Linked DNA regions of Mus musculus: region 2 is linked to region 1. A link is a loop called in an ENCODE intact Hi-C map of the cell type or tissue named here. Cell type or tissue: gastrocnemius. All regions are shown on one strand. Links, peaks and the distances in the headings refer to the core of each region. The heading gives the core; the rest is flanking DNA.

What was found. Hi-C counts contacts between places; a loop is a spot of excess contacts. Peaks named below come from ENCODE experiments on the same cell type or tissue, not always from the same donor. Only the 100,000 strongest peaks of a DNase experiment are listed, where the experiment ranks them.
Region 2: a loop joins it to region 1, with 3.0 times the contacts of the local background. A loop is called at or near these places in 12 of 42 quality-filtered maps.

What each region holds. Positions count from the first base shown.
Region 1 is chr4:137,841,965-137,849,631 of GRCm38, forward strand. No RefSeq gene overlaps it. Among named protein-coding and RNA genes, the nearest start is that of Ece1, 16 kb to the right of the region's middle. In gastrocnemius, for the core only: a CTCF peak has its summit at 2,915 (motif pointing right); a DNase peak (open chromatin) is centred at 2,921.
Region 2 is chr4:138,104,033-138,111,699 of GRCm38, forward strand. Eif4g3 (eukaryotic translation initiation factor 4 gamma, 3) reads left to right here. Exons shown (of 35, transcript NM_172703.3): 10 at 1,282-1,404. Among named protein-coding and RNA genes, the nearest start is that of 1700095J12Rik, 31 kb to the right of the region's middle. In gastrocnemius, for the core only: a CTCF peak has its summit at 3,920 (motif pointing left); a DNase peak (open chromatin) is centred at 3,911; H3K27ac peaks cover 3,356 bases.

The DNA.
Region 1 (7,667 bases), core at 757-5,756:
TCTTCTTCTTCTCTTCTTCTTCTTCTTCTTCTTCTCTTCTTCTTCTTCTTCTTCTTCTTCTTCTTCTTCTTCTTCTTCTTCTTCTTCTTCTTCTTCTTCTTCTTCCTCCTCCTCCTCTCCTCCTCCTCCTCCTCCTCCTCCTCCTCCTCTTCTCCCTCCTTCTGTTTTCTTTATTTTTTATTCACTTCACATCCTGATTGCTGCCCCCTCTCCCTGTCCCCCTCTCACACAGTCCCTCCCTCCTCCTCCTCCACTTCTCCTCTGAGAGGATGGAGGTCCCCTGTGTATCCCCCCACCCTGGCTCCCACATCAAGTCTCTGCACTGCTAGGGGCATCTTCTCCCACTGAGGCCAGACAAGGCAGCAGCCCTGTTAGGAGAACATATTTCGCTGACAGGCAATGGCTTTAGGGACAGCCCCTGATCTATCAGTTGAGGAACCCACATGCAGACAGAGCTGCACATCTGCTACATAGGTGCGGGGGACCTAGGTCCAGCCAGTGCGCTCTCTCTCTCTCTCTCTCTCTCTCTCTCTCTCTCTCTCTCTCTCTCTCTCTCTCTCTCTCTCTAGCTCACCAAGTAGGCTAGGCTGGTCAGCCAGGGACCTGCCAGTTTCTGTTTCCTCAGCACTGGGGTTGCAAGAGTTGCTCCATGCCCTGTTCTTCCTTCCTTCCTTCCTTCCTTCCTTCCTTCCTTCCTTCCTTCCTTCCTTCCTTCCTTCCTTCCTTCCTTCCTTCCTTCCTTCCCCCCTCCCTCCCTCCCTCCCTTCCTCCCTCCCTCTCTTAATTTTTAAGATAGGGCATCTCTGTTTAGCCCTGGATTGGGTTTTGTTGTTGTTGCTGGGTTTTGTTTTGTTTTAATGTGGACTTCAGCGATCAAACTCAGTTCCCCATGCTTATGAGGCAAGTATTTTCTGACCATCTTCCCGGCCCCAAAGATTTCTCTCTTTTACCAGTGTGTGCTTTGTATGCACATGTGCATGTGTGTGTGTGTGTGTGTGTATGTGTGTGTGCATACATTCATGTGTCTGTGTGTTCAAGTATCCTAGGAGCTTGGTTGTTATTTTTGTTTTGACACAGTCTCATGTAGCCCAGGCTGTCCTCAAACTCACCCTGTAACTGAGGATGGGCGAGAATCTATGGTCCTCCTGCCTCTGCCTTTCAGTCTACATGATGGTAGGGATGGAAGCCAGGGCTCCGTGCACACCAGGCAGGCACAATACCTCAGGCAGGCTGAGTGTCCACTGGGCAGGACATTCTGGCTTGGGAAGACTTGGATGGGTCCTAGATTCTGCCGCTCCTCTACCATCCATGGAGATTTCAAGAGCTTATTATGCAGGTCCCAGAGGAGAGCCACAAAGATGACCTGTTGTCATTTGAGACTGCTGGCACGGTGGCAGTGAGGGTTCACACACCCGTGCTTGCAAACATCCTGAATGGCTTTCCAAGATGGGCCTCTGTGGGAGGCAGGTGCACGGCCAGGCAGGACAGACCACCCTGCTCAAGCACCCGGAGGACATTATGGTTGCTTTCCCTACAGCCCACCTCTGTCTGACGTGAGCAAGTCAACACCCAGCTCCATCCACCTGGGAGAGGGGAGACTCGGTTTTTTGCATAGTTTCAGGGTTGTTTTGTTTTGTTTTGTTTTGTTTTGTTTTGTTTTGTTTTGTTTTGTTTTGTTTTGTTTTGTTTTGTTTTTTCGAGGCAGGGTTTCTCTATGTAGTCCTGGCTGTCCTGGAAATCACTCTGTAGACCAGGCTGGCCTCGAACTCAGAAATTCACCTGCCTCTGCCTCCCAAATGCTGGGATTAAAGGTGTGCACCACCACGCCCGGCTTCAGGTTTATTCTTGTTTTATGTCAGTTTGAGTTGTTTGGTTTTGTGATGACCAGCAGGCCCTTCAGTTTTTGAGATAAGGTCTCACTATGTAACCCGGGGTAGCCTTGAACTCAGCACCTCTGAGTGCTGGGATTGCAGGTGTGGAAGGGGATATGTTTAGGACAGAGAAGTACTTTCTCCAGAACTCACCATCCTTCTGTCTCAGCTTCCTGGAGATCTTAGGTTCTCGGCTTCCAGAGTCACTCAGGGACAAGACTTTTTGTTTTAAAACAGAATAGCCAGCCGGGCGGTGGTGGCGCACGCCTTTAATCCCAGCACTTGGGAGGCAGAGGCAGGTGGATTTCTGAGTTTGAGGCCAGCCTGGTCTACAGAGTGAGTTCCAGGACAGCCAGGGCTACACAGAGAAACTCAGTCTAGAAACATACACTCCTCCCCCAAAACAAAAAACAAGCAAAAACCAGAATAGCCACCAACAGAGGGATTTCTAGTTTGATCTTCTTTTTTTAAAAAAAGATTTATTTATTATTATACATAGGTACACTGTAACTGACTTCAGATGCACCAGATCTCATTACAGTTGGTTGTGAGCTACCATGTGGTGGCTGGGATTTGAACTCAGGACCTTCAGAAGAGCAGTCAGTGCTCTTACCCGCTGAGCCATCTCTCCAGCCCTTGATCTTATTTCTATATTTAGAAGCAAAAAAACAATCAACCAAACAAAAACAGTTGGGGACTGTATGTGGTAGCCTATGTTGTTAATCCCAGCACTTGGGAAGCAGAGGCAGGCAGATCTCTATGAGTTCAAGGCCAGCCTTATCTACACAGTGAGTTCCAAGCCAACCAGAATCAGCGCTACCTTGAGTGTGTGCACACACGCATGTGTGCGTGAGCATGTGCGTGCATGTGTGCGTGCATGCTGTATCCGTGTTTGGGTGGATAGGGGTATGTCTGATGTCCTCTTCTGGCTCTGTCACTTTCCACCAGATACCTAGAAGTTGCTTCCATCCTCCCTTTAGGAGCATGTCCCCTGCTCTCTAATGCCTTTAACCGAGTTCACTTCAGGTCGCCACCAGAGGGCAGCCATGCTCTATGCCAGCAGCCTGTCGGCCATCCCTGCCGCTCAGTGTGGGTTTCTTCCTGGACTCTCAGACCTGGAAAGGGAGAAGAATAGGAAGCCAGAAAAAAAAAAGAGACCAAAAAGTGATTCCCGTTTGTTAGTTTGTTCTCTGAGACAAGGTCTCGCTGTGTAGCCTGCACTGGCCTGGAGCTTGCTAGATAAAGCAGGCTGGCTTTGAACTCACATAGTTCCTCTGCATCCTGAGTGCTAGAGTTAAAGGCATCACCCCAACTTGCTTTATTATTATTATTATTAATTATTATTATATTTATTTTAGTTTTTCAACAGGGTTTCTATATGTAACAGCCCTGACTGTTCTGGAACTCACTTTGTAAACCAGGCTGGCCTCGAACTCCAACTTGATATTTTAGGGAGACACTTCTACCCAGACATGTGGGAAATTTCCTGGCTTTTTCCTCTTCCCTCTCATTCGTTCTCCAATGTCAGTGTTTTCTTTGCTTAAGGGGGAGGGTTTGGGTTCAGATTGACTTGAAAATCTGTAGTAAAAGATGACTTTGATCGCCACAGCCTCCTGCCTCCACTTGCCAAGTGAGGAGATTAGAGACATAGACCACCAAGTGTGGACTCACCTATAATTTTAAGCAAACAACATGATGTCCTTGTGACGCCATTGCCACAGCTGAGTTTCAGAACCTTCGCCCTGCAGATACCTTGGACTCCTTCCCAGTCACTCCCTGGCCCTCTCTGGTTTCCCTCTCCACACCTAGGCCACCCCTGTCTCTACAGACTTACCTATTATTAGAGACAACTGAAAGCTGTTAATTACATTTTTATTTACCAGGGGCCCCTCATTTACCACAGTGTGCATGTGCCAGTCAGAAAGCAACTTGGGAGAGTCACTTTTCTCTTTGTGGGTCCCAAGAACCAAACCCCTGTGGTTCAGCTTGGCGGCAAGCACCTAAGTGCTGAGCCATCTTGCTGTCCATCCGTTGCTCCTTGTGTAAACTCACTTAGAGGCATCTGCTCATCTGGTTTATTTCTCTTCATGTAACATTTTCAAGGGCCGTCTACATTGGAATGTGGATCGATACTTCATGCTTTTTCATGGCTGAGTAATATTCCATTTGATGGACAGACCACCTGTTCACTATGTATTAATAATGAGACATGGACATTTGGTACTTTCTATCTGGGGGCTATTGTAACTAAGATTGCTAGAGATGTGTGTGCGCACACACCCTTTAAAGATTACAGACATCATCCACGAACCACAAATTGGGCATGTTCATCCCCAGTGAACCATCTGGTTATTACATCATCACAAAGTTACCAAAGGATTACCATTTATTCCAGAGCATTCTATCACCCCTCCTCTCCCCCATCCTCCCTACAGTGCTTCTGCCTCCCCCACCTCAGCCCCCACCCCAGTCCTGGCAACCACTAATCTGCATTCTGCCTCTGCGGCTCCCTGTCCTGGACATTTTACGTAGGTGAAGTCATCCAGCGAGTGGCCTTTTGTGAGTAATGCCCCCTGCCAGCCATGCTTACGCATGTGTCTGTAAGCTGAGGGACAGTCACGCGGTCTGTGACTCTAGCACTGTGGACGTCACACCCAGCTATGTACAAAGGAGTTTGGAGACATTGAAAAGTTTATGGTTGGGCGCACTGGGGCACACTTCACCTACACTAAGGGTCTCACTAGCCTGGAACTTGCTATATAGACCAGATTAGCCTTGAACTCATAGTGATTCCCTCTGCCTCTACTTCTGAGTGCTCGGATTAAGATAAGATGCACACCACCACATCCAGCATAATTGCATATTATATAATAAATACTATATAATTAATATATATATATATTAAATTTATTTATTTTTTATTATTTTTTGACGGGGTTTCTTTGTGTGGACCTGGCTGTCCTGGAACTTGCTCTATAGACCAGGCTGGCCTCGAACTCAGAAATCCACCTGCCTCTGCCTCCTGAGTGCTGGGATTAAAATGCCATCACTGCTCAGCCTGGGGTTTATTTGTTTGCTTTTTGTTTGTTTGTTTTGAGACAGGGTTTCTCTGTGTAGCCCTGACTGTCCTGGAACTCACTCTGTAGACCAAGCTGACCTCAAACTCAGAGGTCTACCTGCCTCTGCCTCCTGAGTGCGCCGATTAAAGTTGTGCACCACCACTGCCCAGTTGTATTATTGTGTCCTGAAACAGGGTTTCATGTAGCCCGGGCTGGCTTTGAAGTCACTCTATAGCCAAGGATGACGCTGGACTCCTGACCTTGCTGCCCGGACCTTCGAGATGCTGTGATGTTTCTGTTGGCTTTTGCTTTCCCTTTGGGGATGACTCAGTTTACCTACTCTTGCCTATTGGGCTGAGAAGCACATGGGCTTGCCCCGTGTCCTCCCCTGCTGCACATGTATGTCTGTCCTTTCCTGAGCTTCACACAGTGTGTCCATGCCCTCCTGTTTATTCTGTTCTGCTTTTCCTGTCTCTGGGAAGGAGCCCAGGGCCTCCCATGTGTTGCACTAGGCTCCTGTTTGACTATTGACTCACGCCCCGCAGCCCTGCTCTTGTTTTAAACACAAAGCCTTTATAGATCATCAGAGGCCCTTGGTGTGTGCCAGTCCTTGCAGGCTGTTCTCTCAGGAAATGTATTCAAGCAGAGCACTCCCCATATCAATTATGAGGGTTTTTACTTCATAGAATCATCTATTTTTATAATTTGCAATTAAAATGATCTTTGGTCACAGGTTGGAAGTGTGTTGTTTTGATGACTGTGGTTACTCTAGCATGATTAAAAGTCTTAGTGCAAGGGCTGGAGAGACGGCTCAGGAGACAGAACTGGATTGACCCAATTGGGTCACATCCCACTCCTGGTGCAGCCAACCATGGATTTGGACGGGGCTGTGCAACGCCAACTTGGCGACAACCAGGGATGAAGCAGGGGCCCATGACCGGAATGCAACACCCACCCCAGACTAGACTCAATCTTCCACATTCTTGAGGTCACAAATGACGCTTCCTCTTTTGTTCGCCAATGGAGATGTGCACTGTGGCTTTGCCACCACACAACCAACAGGTCCAGCCACATCCTGGACTTGTCCCCAGACACAAAGAATGGTACCAGGGTTGGAGAGATGGCTCAGCGGTTAAGAGCACTGACTGCTCTTCCAGAGGTCCTGAGTTCAACTCCCAGCAACAACATGGTGGCTCACAACCATCTGTAATGGGATTCAATGCCCTCTTCTGGTGTCTGAAGACAACTACAGTGTACTCATATACATAAAATCAATAAATCTTTTAAAAAGAAGAAAGAAATAACAGAGGAATGAAACAGAGTAATCTTGAAGGTGAGAAAATAGTTTCTCTCAGTGCTATGCTCACTGCTAAGGTACTCGTGCTTGGGTAAGCAAGTCCTTTACCATGCACGGCAAGCAACCAGTAAAATGCACTGGGTTATAAAAAATGATATAAAAGGAGAGGGGAGGCTATTTGGGGAAAGGAAGGTGTGGATGTTTAAACAAGAATGGCTCCCATAGGCTCATATCCTTGAATGCTTGATCCTGGGTTGGTGGAACTGTTTGGGGAGGATCAGGAGGTGTGGCCTTGTTAGAGAAGGTATGTCACAGGCGGTGGGCCTTGAGGTTTCAAAAGCCTGTGCTGTCCCAACCCCATCCAACTTTCAGAGCAGGGTATAAGCTCTCAGCTCCTGCTCCAGCCCCATCGTCGCCTGCCTGCAGCCATTCTCCTTGTCATGATGGCCACAGGCTTGCCTTCTGCAACTGTAAGCAAGCCACCAGTTAAATGCTTTCCCTTATAAGTTGCCTTGGTCACAGTGTCTCTTCACAGCAATAAAACAGTCACTAAGACAAAAGGGAATCATCAGGAGTTGGTGGGCAGATGGGAGAGAGTAATGGAGGGAGGTGACTAGAGTGGAAGTACAGGATATATGCATATGCAAATGTCATAACAGAACCTGTTACATTTAACTAATACATATCAATTTCTAAAAGATAAACTAATGAGTGACCTTGTCATTGAGAAATAATCATGATCAACTGGCTTGTTAGTGTGTGTGACTCCCTCCATGCATATATTTCTATCAACAAAATATAGAGACCATGGAGAGCATTAGTGCACAGCCCAGGGCCCACACAGCTTCACATTTTAGCAGATTTCCTTCAACTCTTCTTCCCCCTAAAGCCTAGTTTTTTGAGTCTCACATAGTTCAGGCTGCCCTTGAGTTTCACATAGCCCAGGCTGCCCCCAAATCTGCATTGTATCCCAAGCTAACATTGAACCTCTGATCCTTCTGCCCCTGCTAAGATTACAGACACATGTTGCCACACCCAGCATCTCTTTCCTTTTAAACTAAAAACCATCAGAAATTGTTGAAGCCCCTGGGTAGCCCCTTCTAGCCCCTCCTCTGACCCCTTCCCAGAGTGGATGAATCTCAGGTTCAGATAGAGGTTTCTTGCCCACATAGTTTGTATGCTAAGTTCCAATCAAGTTTTTATTTGTTTGTTTTTGAGACAGGGTTTCTCTGTGTAGCCCTGGCTGTCCTGGAACTCACTATGTAGACCAGGCTGGCCTCGAGCTCAGAGATCCACCTGCCTCTGCCTCCTGAGTGTCATTCAGGTTTCAATGACAGTGTCCTATGGCATGCATGCTGTCACCTTGCTTTTAGGGTGTGGCATGGTGCTCAGGGGTATGTTCACATTGATCCACATCACCCAAGCCATCTGCATGCCACT
Region 2 (7,667 bases), core at 1,546-6,545, 260 kb after region 1:
ATGTGCTCTGACCTGAGACCAAGTCACCAACTCAGATTTGCTGCTTTGGTTAGAAACAAGTGATTTAGGAACATGTCTCAGTAAACAGAACACTCCAATTTAGCATGACACAGCTGGCAAGAAATGGAGCTTTAAAGTGTTCACTTGGTATGGGAAAGTTGTCTGAATGGTGTCCTGTAAGGCAGGAGGAAATGGTGCTAATGTATAGATAACATATAGGTGATGGTGGTGGTGGTGGTAGTGGTGATGGTCAGCAGTGAGCCAAGAGGAAGCTGGCTGTGGCACACACTTGGTATCTGAGCTTGGGGAGGCTGAGCCAGGAGGATTAACACAAGTTCCAGAGATGCCTGGGCTACACAGTGAGTTCAGGGCCAGCCTGGGCTAAACAGAAAGGCAGTTTGGAAACCAGACAAATGGGCTGGTAATGAAGAGCTGCTTCCCTGTAGCCTTGCAGATAGATAGCCTGATGTTTTTTGATAGTGAATTCTCTGAAGTTCTCAAGAAAGCAGTTAGCTTCTTAAGCTATGCAAGCAATGGACATAAGAAGGGGACTTCTTACCCATGGCCCAGCTCAGAGTTCCTTAGCCCTGGGATTCCATCCTCATTATAGCACCTTTGACATTGTAAGCATGAGGAACCACTGACAGTTGAAACAGGAACACATGCACTGAGCTGTGTGCCACTGTCTAACTTAGCAGAGAGCTTGGCAGTCCTTCTGTGGCAGTACATTTAGATCTGCATCATCCTTCCTCCTGGTCCTTTGATTAATTTACCTGTAAAGATGTAGGATAGCATTGAACTGTTCTGTGCTCATTTGGCCTGTGTGATGTGTCTGTGCCTTTACTTATACAAAGCAACAGGACAGCCACTGTCCTTACAGCTGCGTACTGCAGCCAGATAGAGTCCCACTGCGATACAAATGCGCATCTTTATTTTCTGCACTTCACCATTAGGGCATTAAAAACTTAACTCAGGCACTTTGTTATTCTTAGGCTATGTGTGGCTCTCGTTGCTATTAAGAACTCTGAGTAAAATCAATGTATTTGGCAATCTTACACGCACATAGATGGTTTCCTTCTTTGACCTAGAAATCAAACCTGCTCAGCCCTACTTTCTCTGCCATTACAGTCATTGTCACAGCTTGGTGCCTGCAGTTTTTGGAATGATCACATATGGTTCTGTGATTAAAGTAGAAGTTAACAAATTTAATATTATCTGTGTGTATACAAATCTGGTACACAGACACCACATTTACTCTTACCATTTTATTTAATATTGTAGATAAGAATTCGAGATCCAAATCAGGGAGGTAAAGACATAACAGAGGAGATTATGTCTGGAGGTGGCAGCAGAAATCCCACTCCACCTATAGGAAGACCCGCATCCACTCCCACTCCTCCTCAGGTAAGTAGAGTGAGCATGACCATGGCGGTGGGCGCTGGGCACTCACTCATTGACCTCCTCGCTCTCTTCCGTAGCCACTCTGTCCTTTCCTCTCTGTCAGCTGTCCAGAGCCTGAGTATCTCAGGAAGCTTCGACAGACACGGTTCTCTTCCCGAGTTGCTTTCAGGTCCTACTGGCGATGTTTTCTGTGGGTTGGCTTCGCATTCAGAGCACAGATGCTGCCACACTTGCTATTGAGCTGTTCCATGCTATCCAAAGGTGCTTCGTGCCTTGGAAGCCACCCTATTGAGTGAGTAGTTATGAGTCCGCTGTGGAGCCTTAGGATGAAGTGCCGTGGAAGAGGGTGGTGTCACAGTGAGGATGTACGCGTTGTGGCCGGGATGCTTGAGAAGATTGTCCCCGTTAGAGTCTCGTTCAGGACCTACACAGCTGTGCTTCCAAGGCTGCTCTGTGAGTTTAGTCAGGCCTGACTGGTAAAGTATGTGGCTTTGGTCTTAGAAGAAATCGAAGAGTCCCAAGAAGAGCTAGGCTTGAGCAAACTGTGACTTGTGGCATTGAAATTGGTTGCCCAAGTTTGAAGCTTCTTACCTTGTTACTGGGTGACTTCCCAACGTAATCAGTCACCTGTCACCGAGAGCCCAGCAGACAGAAGCACCTGTTTAAGGGGATTGTTTGTTTGTTCTCATGGCTGGAAGGTGAGAGCCCCCAGAGCCGATTTACAAATGAGCATTAGACCAGAGGTAAGGCATGGCAGAGTAGCCAACCGCTGACTTGATTACCGCCACAGAGCCTCAAAGAAGTGCTCTGAGATATTGAGGTCACCAAGAGTAAGCGAGTTCAGTTCAGAGCCCTCGTAAACCTGTGACCTGTTGGCTTGAGTGGGCTGTGTTCCCCTTGGGAGTGATGGTCCTCTCTGTCGCAGTCCCCATTACAGAGAAGAGTATGTGGCCACCTCGGTTAGAGGGTTTCAAGGTTGTTACAGAACTTATTTTTGAAATTGTCTTCTTTAAACATTTTAAGTCTGAATGATTAAGAGTGTGGTTTTGTCTCCAGAATTGATCATGCAATGGGATAGTAGATCGGAAATGACCTACATACATGGTTTATTGACAGCCAGGTATAATTCTAGACATAGTGGCCTCTCGGACGGCCTGGCGGGTGCTGGAGTAGAACTTGCAGTTGGTTGGTGAGGACATGCACACTTTGCACCCTTTAGTCTCTTTGCAAACATCAGTTAAGATAGGGTGTAGTTGACAACTTGAAATTCCCACCTTGAAAATCTGTACCTTTCTGTATTTTAATTCTCTATATGGTGTGTCTGGTTAGGTTTTTTTGTTGTTTTTTTTAAGGATTTATTTTTGATCATGTATATATGTATACATGTATGTGTTTTTATGTGAATGTCTAACATGTGTGTGGATGTCCTTAGAGGCCAGAAGGTGTGTCCCTCTGGAGTTGGAGTTACTCTAGGCTGTTGTCAGCTGCCTGGTGTGGGTGCTGGGAACCTGACTCCATCCTCTGCAAGAACAGTGAGTGCCTTTACTAGTGGAGCTCTCTTGCACCCAGCCCATTCCTGTCTTCGGATCTTGCAAGTGTGACCCTGTGCCTTCCCAGCTCTTCTTCAGTCCTTACCCCCTTCCCTGGGACCACAGGCGCAAGCACAAGTCTTGGTGTCTGTATGGTGGGTGACAACTCAGATAGAGACAGTGATTGCTGTGGAGAGCCTCCAGTCTTGTCTCTTTTGTGTTCTTACATTTGAATCCACCCGTACAAATCTTGGCTCTGTGTATGCGTGGAGTCTGTGGGATGGATCGTAGCTGTTTAATTGATGAGTGTACTTTTCCTCTTAAAGTCAACAGCAGAAGCATTACAGCTTCTGGCTTCATTTCTGGGAGGTCATGGAAGCTGTGCCCATAGACGGCTGAACTTGGTGAAGGGAGATTATATCGTGTCAAAAAATACTGAGTCTGTTCTTTTCCTAAAGGCTGCAGGCTCTGAACATTGGCGCTGAGTTCTCTTTCTAGAAAGCCCTCGGCACAGGGCCTGTAATAGACATTTGAAGTTAGGACACGATCCTGGATCCACCTGTTGTTGTTGTTGTTGTTGTTGTTGTTGTTGTTGTTGTTGTTGTTGTTGTTGGAGACAGGATCTCACACTATAGCTCTGGCTGTCTTTTGTTCTCTAGACCAGGTTGGCCTGAACTCACAGAAAGTGTCTGCCTCTTTGCCTCCTGGGATCTGGTATTAAAGGTGTGGGCTCCCCCAACCCCGCCTGCCAGTCCATCTTGAATGGCTTTCTAGTTTAAGAGCTACTATGAGGACAGCCTTCTCTGTTGGTGTGTTGGGCCAAGCATGTTTTTGTTCTCATGGTGTACCTGCTTTTGTTTCCAGTTAGCAAGAAGTCTGGGTCTTTTTCTGCGCTGTCCAGAATAAAACTGTAGGTGGGTAAGCTGGTTCTGACAGGCTGTTTCCTTGGGTGTTTGAGAGTAGATGGTGCCCTCTAGTGGTAGCAGTCTTTATGTAGGCCTTGAAGTTGGGATTGCTCTGCCCTTAGCAGCAGCAATGTTACAGCTCTGGGCTATAAAGACCTAACCATTCTATCCTTCTCCCTGTACCCAGACTCCACAGTCTCTATCCAGTGGCCTTCAGCAGTGTTTATCCTTCAGGCTCAGCCTCTGCCCTCCCCTGCCATCTTTCTTTTACTTTCTTCTGCCCTGGCTGTTCTTAAACCATCCAGTTTCTTTTTCGTTTGCTGCCAAGCAGCCACTGGCTGCCTTGCCTCTTCTGCTGAGCTCTGCCAACTGATCACCTGCTGTTGACATGCCTACTGACTCTGCCACTGAAGACACTTTGATGTCTATTTTTTTTCTTGTGAGCTCAGCCCATACAGCGGAAAGTAGGCAAGGTACAACTTGTCAAGCCTTTTATTGGACCTAATGTCACAACAACAGGAAGGGTGACACTTGACAGCATCTCTCTGCAGAGTCAGTACTTGAGCCTCAACAGTGTGCGTTTGTATCCAGATGAGAGGTATTTGAGACAATCACAACTCACCTTGCGTGCAAACAAAGGCTGATGTCTATTCCAATCACAGGCTTTCTTCCTTGGGCTTTCTGCTAGGTCAGCAAGTGAGGTGCTCCCCTTGTGTCCCAGATGGTAAGGGCTACAGGGTCACCTGGAGTCCATCATGGTCTGTGCTAGCACAAACTGACAACTGGAGCAGACCTGGTTGGCTGTATGTTCAAGAGCTGGGGCAGACTTTTGTAATTGTGTAGTTTTTTTTCAGGCATCCCTGGAATGTTCCAAATGGCCATTGCTGGCATGCAGCGTGTCTACTGGCTACTGAACTACAGCCCTTCAGTTTAAGGTAGCCAGGATAGCAGTGGCACCCCCACAGCTAGGGGGCATAGGGAATTCCTAGGAAATCTACTTATCCTACCCTTGGTGTCTCTGCCTAATTACCAGGAGTGCTCCCAACGAGAGAGCTCTAACTGCTTATTCCCAAGGGTGACTTTAACTTGTTTTCATGTTCTTTTCTGAAATAAGGGCCCTGGCCCAGACTGATGGCAGTTCTTCTGCCCAGCCTCCTAAGGTTAGAATGGCAGACATGTAGCACTATACTTACAACAAATTGTAGCAGTGCTTTAACCCTGCTTAGCATCTGACCAGACTTCATAGCAGGTGGGATCCCATTACTTAACTCCTTTGAAGTCCCACACAGTTGCTTGTGCGTCCATAGCAAAGCTGACTGCTGGCATCCAGGCTGCCCTTGGTTTATGTTCAGGGTTGTACAGCATAGACTACACAGAGTGGCAGATCATAGAGACCGGGTACTAGTGGGTTAGGTGAGGTTGTATTAGAGAGTCCTGGGAGTTCAAGAATGGGATACAGACAGACCTTACAGAAAGATACCTTACAGAAAAATGTAATGTAGGAATATAACACACACAAGTTAGTAAACAGTTGAGTGCTGTACTTTGCCCCTGCTGTGGTTTCTAAGGCTCTCTTTTAAGGCTGACAGCACATTTTAGCTTGGCTTCAGTCTGCAGGTCTGTGCACAGGTCAGCTGAGTGAGGAGGTTAACCCACAATAACTGAATCAAGACAGCATTGCTCATAAATCGTGTGGGACTCAGGGGTCAGCAGGTCACAGGAAGCATGAAGGCATCAAAGAGATCAACCAGTGGGGCTGAGAGGGGAAGAAAGACCGGGTGAAAAGACTGGACCATGCCTTCTGTAAGGCCTGTGCCTATTCTCTGTCAGGCTCCCCACGGACTTCAGTAGTAAGGAAAGATGACTCTGGTGAAGGAGGCAGGTCTTCTTTTGTCTCAGTGTGTTGTCATAGTCATGGATGTGTTGGCTTTTCTGCCAGTGGGATTCATAAACAGCCACACATGGAACTTAACTGAGCTAAGCTGAAGGAGTCTGCATGGAACTCATGGCAGGCCTGAGTCACTGAAAGTCACCAGAGATGGCCGCTGAGGGTCCATTGACAGGAACAATCCTGGGGTCCACATGACGAAAACCTGAAGGCAAAGGGAATTTTTACTGTTGCTGTCTGCTCTAGGCGTCGGTGAAACTACAGGCTGTCTTCCCTAGTAAGTTTTTAGATGATCTCTGTGTGCCTCCTACAGATGTTATGTGTCATACACATAGAAAGTGTGCTTCCTGTGACCATGGCCCCACCAGATGGTCACCGTGCTTGGACGTAGATGTATGCACAGGTCTTAGAGAACGGATGCTTTTCACCTGAGAGACAAAGATTCCACTCTTAGCGCAGCCTAGTCAGTGTAACTACTACAGTGGAGAAGAAGCAATGGTATCCGCGCCCCCCCCCCCCAGTAGCAAGCCCTTCGGCCATTGGTGGTGGTTAGTGACCAAGAGAGGTTTCTATCCTCAGAATTACCTGCTGCGTAGCAGCTGGCCTCTGAAAAGGAACAGAAGAGATTAGATAGATAAAATTTTAAAATGTCCACGTGTAGTCAGTGATGTGTAGACCAGAAGGTGTTGGATCCCCTGGAATGGGAGCTACCATGTGGGTGCTAGGAATTGAACGTGGCTCCTCTATAACAGTGAGAAGTGCTCTTAAGTTCTAAGCCAATTCTCCAGCCCCCAAATAGATTTTACAAACTACTGTTCATTTTATTTCTTTCGCCCTCCTTTCTCACCACTTTTAGGATCAGCCTTCGAGTAAATAATAGCTGAAACTTGGTAAAGGGTCTTGTGGCAAGGAGCACAGGTCAGGGAAAAGTTGGAAACGGAATCATTGGCACATCTTGAATGTAAATCTTCTTCTGTAGTTTGGGGAATTGCCAGAGCCATAGGGGAGTTGTCCCTTACAGAACAGCTCCACACACACACCCCACCTCTGGGAAATGGAATCTGCGACAAGCCATTTCATGCTTTAACAACTAATAGCTTCATGCTGGGTTGGCAGCACAGGTACACTCCTGTGTTATTAGTGTAATTCGATCAGGAAGGAGGCAGGACAAACAAACAAGAAAATCCCGCTTTAACTTTTAAGTAGCGATCTTGTCATCCATGTCCAACCAACTCGTCCAATTTGGCACTGACGAGTTGGTTGCTCTCTTCTGAGAAGCGTATTTTTGTAGTTTTAAATGGTGATTGTAGTAAAGATGGGAGTTATTAAATTAAGTCACATTGTTCTTGTTAGTATGGTAGTGTTAGTACTAGCCCTTGAATGAAATGTTACTATTCAGTATGACGAGCCTTAAGGACTAAGCTGGCATGCATTCTTTGTGTTTAAATGCAATGTCATGGTGAACAGTGTCTGTTGCATGCTTAACTGTTTGGATTTAGAGTGAATTGTGAACTGGGTGTGGTGGTGCACACCTTTAGTCCTAGCACTTGGGAGACAGAAGCCAGGGGGCAGCCAGGGCTACAACAGAGAAACTCTGCTTCAAGCCCCCCACCCCCTAAAATAGCTGTTAGAATGGATTATACCCAAGAGATAACAAAACTAGATAAGATCTAGTTTTGGCAAAATATCTTCAGATACAATTTAGATTCCCCATTTGTCTTAAATCAGTCAGGAAATCTCACTGCCTTAAGACCAATTCTGAGTTTTCTTGCACTTCTGGGTAGAAGCCAATGAAGCCAGTGTTTAGGTTGTTTAGCCAGTGTGCTTTAGGTTGGTTATAGAAACCATCATTCTCATTAGATTTTGTTTTCCTAGTTTTGTAGACTACAGTTAATCAAACTCTGAGTGAGTTAGTCTTTGCTTTTAGAGCGTAAGGCTTCACTT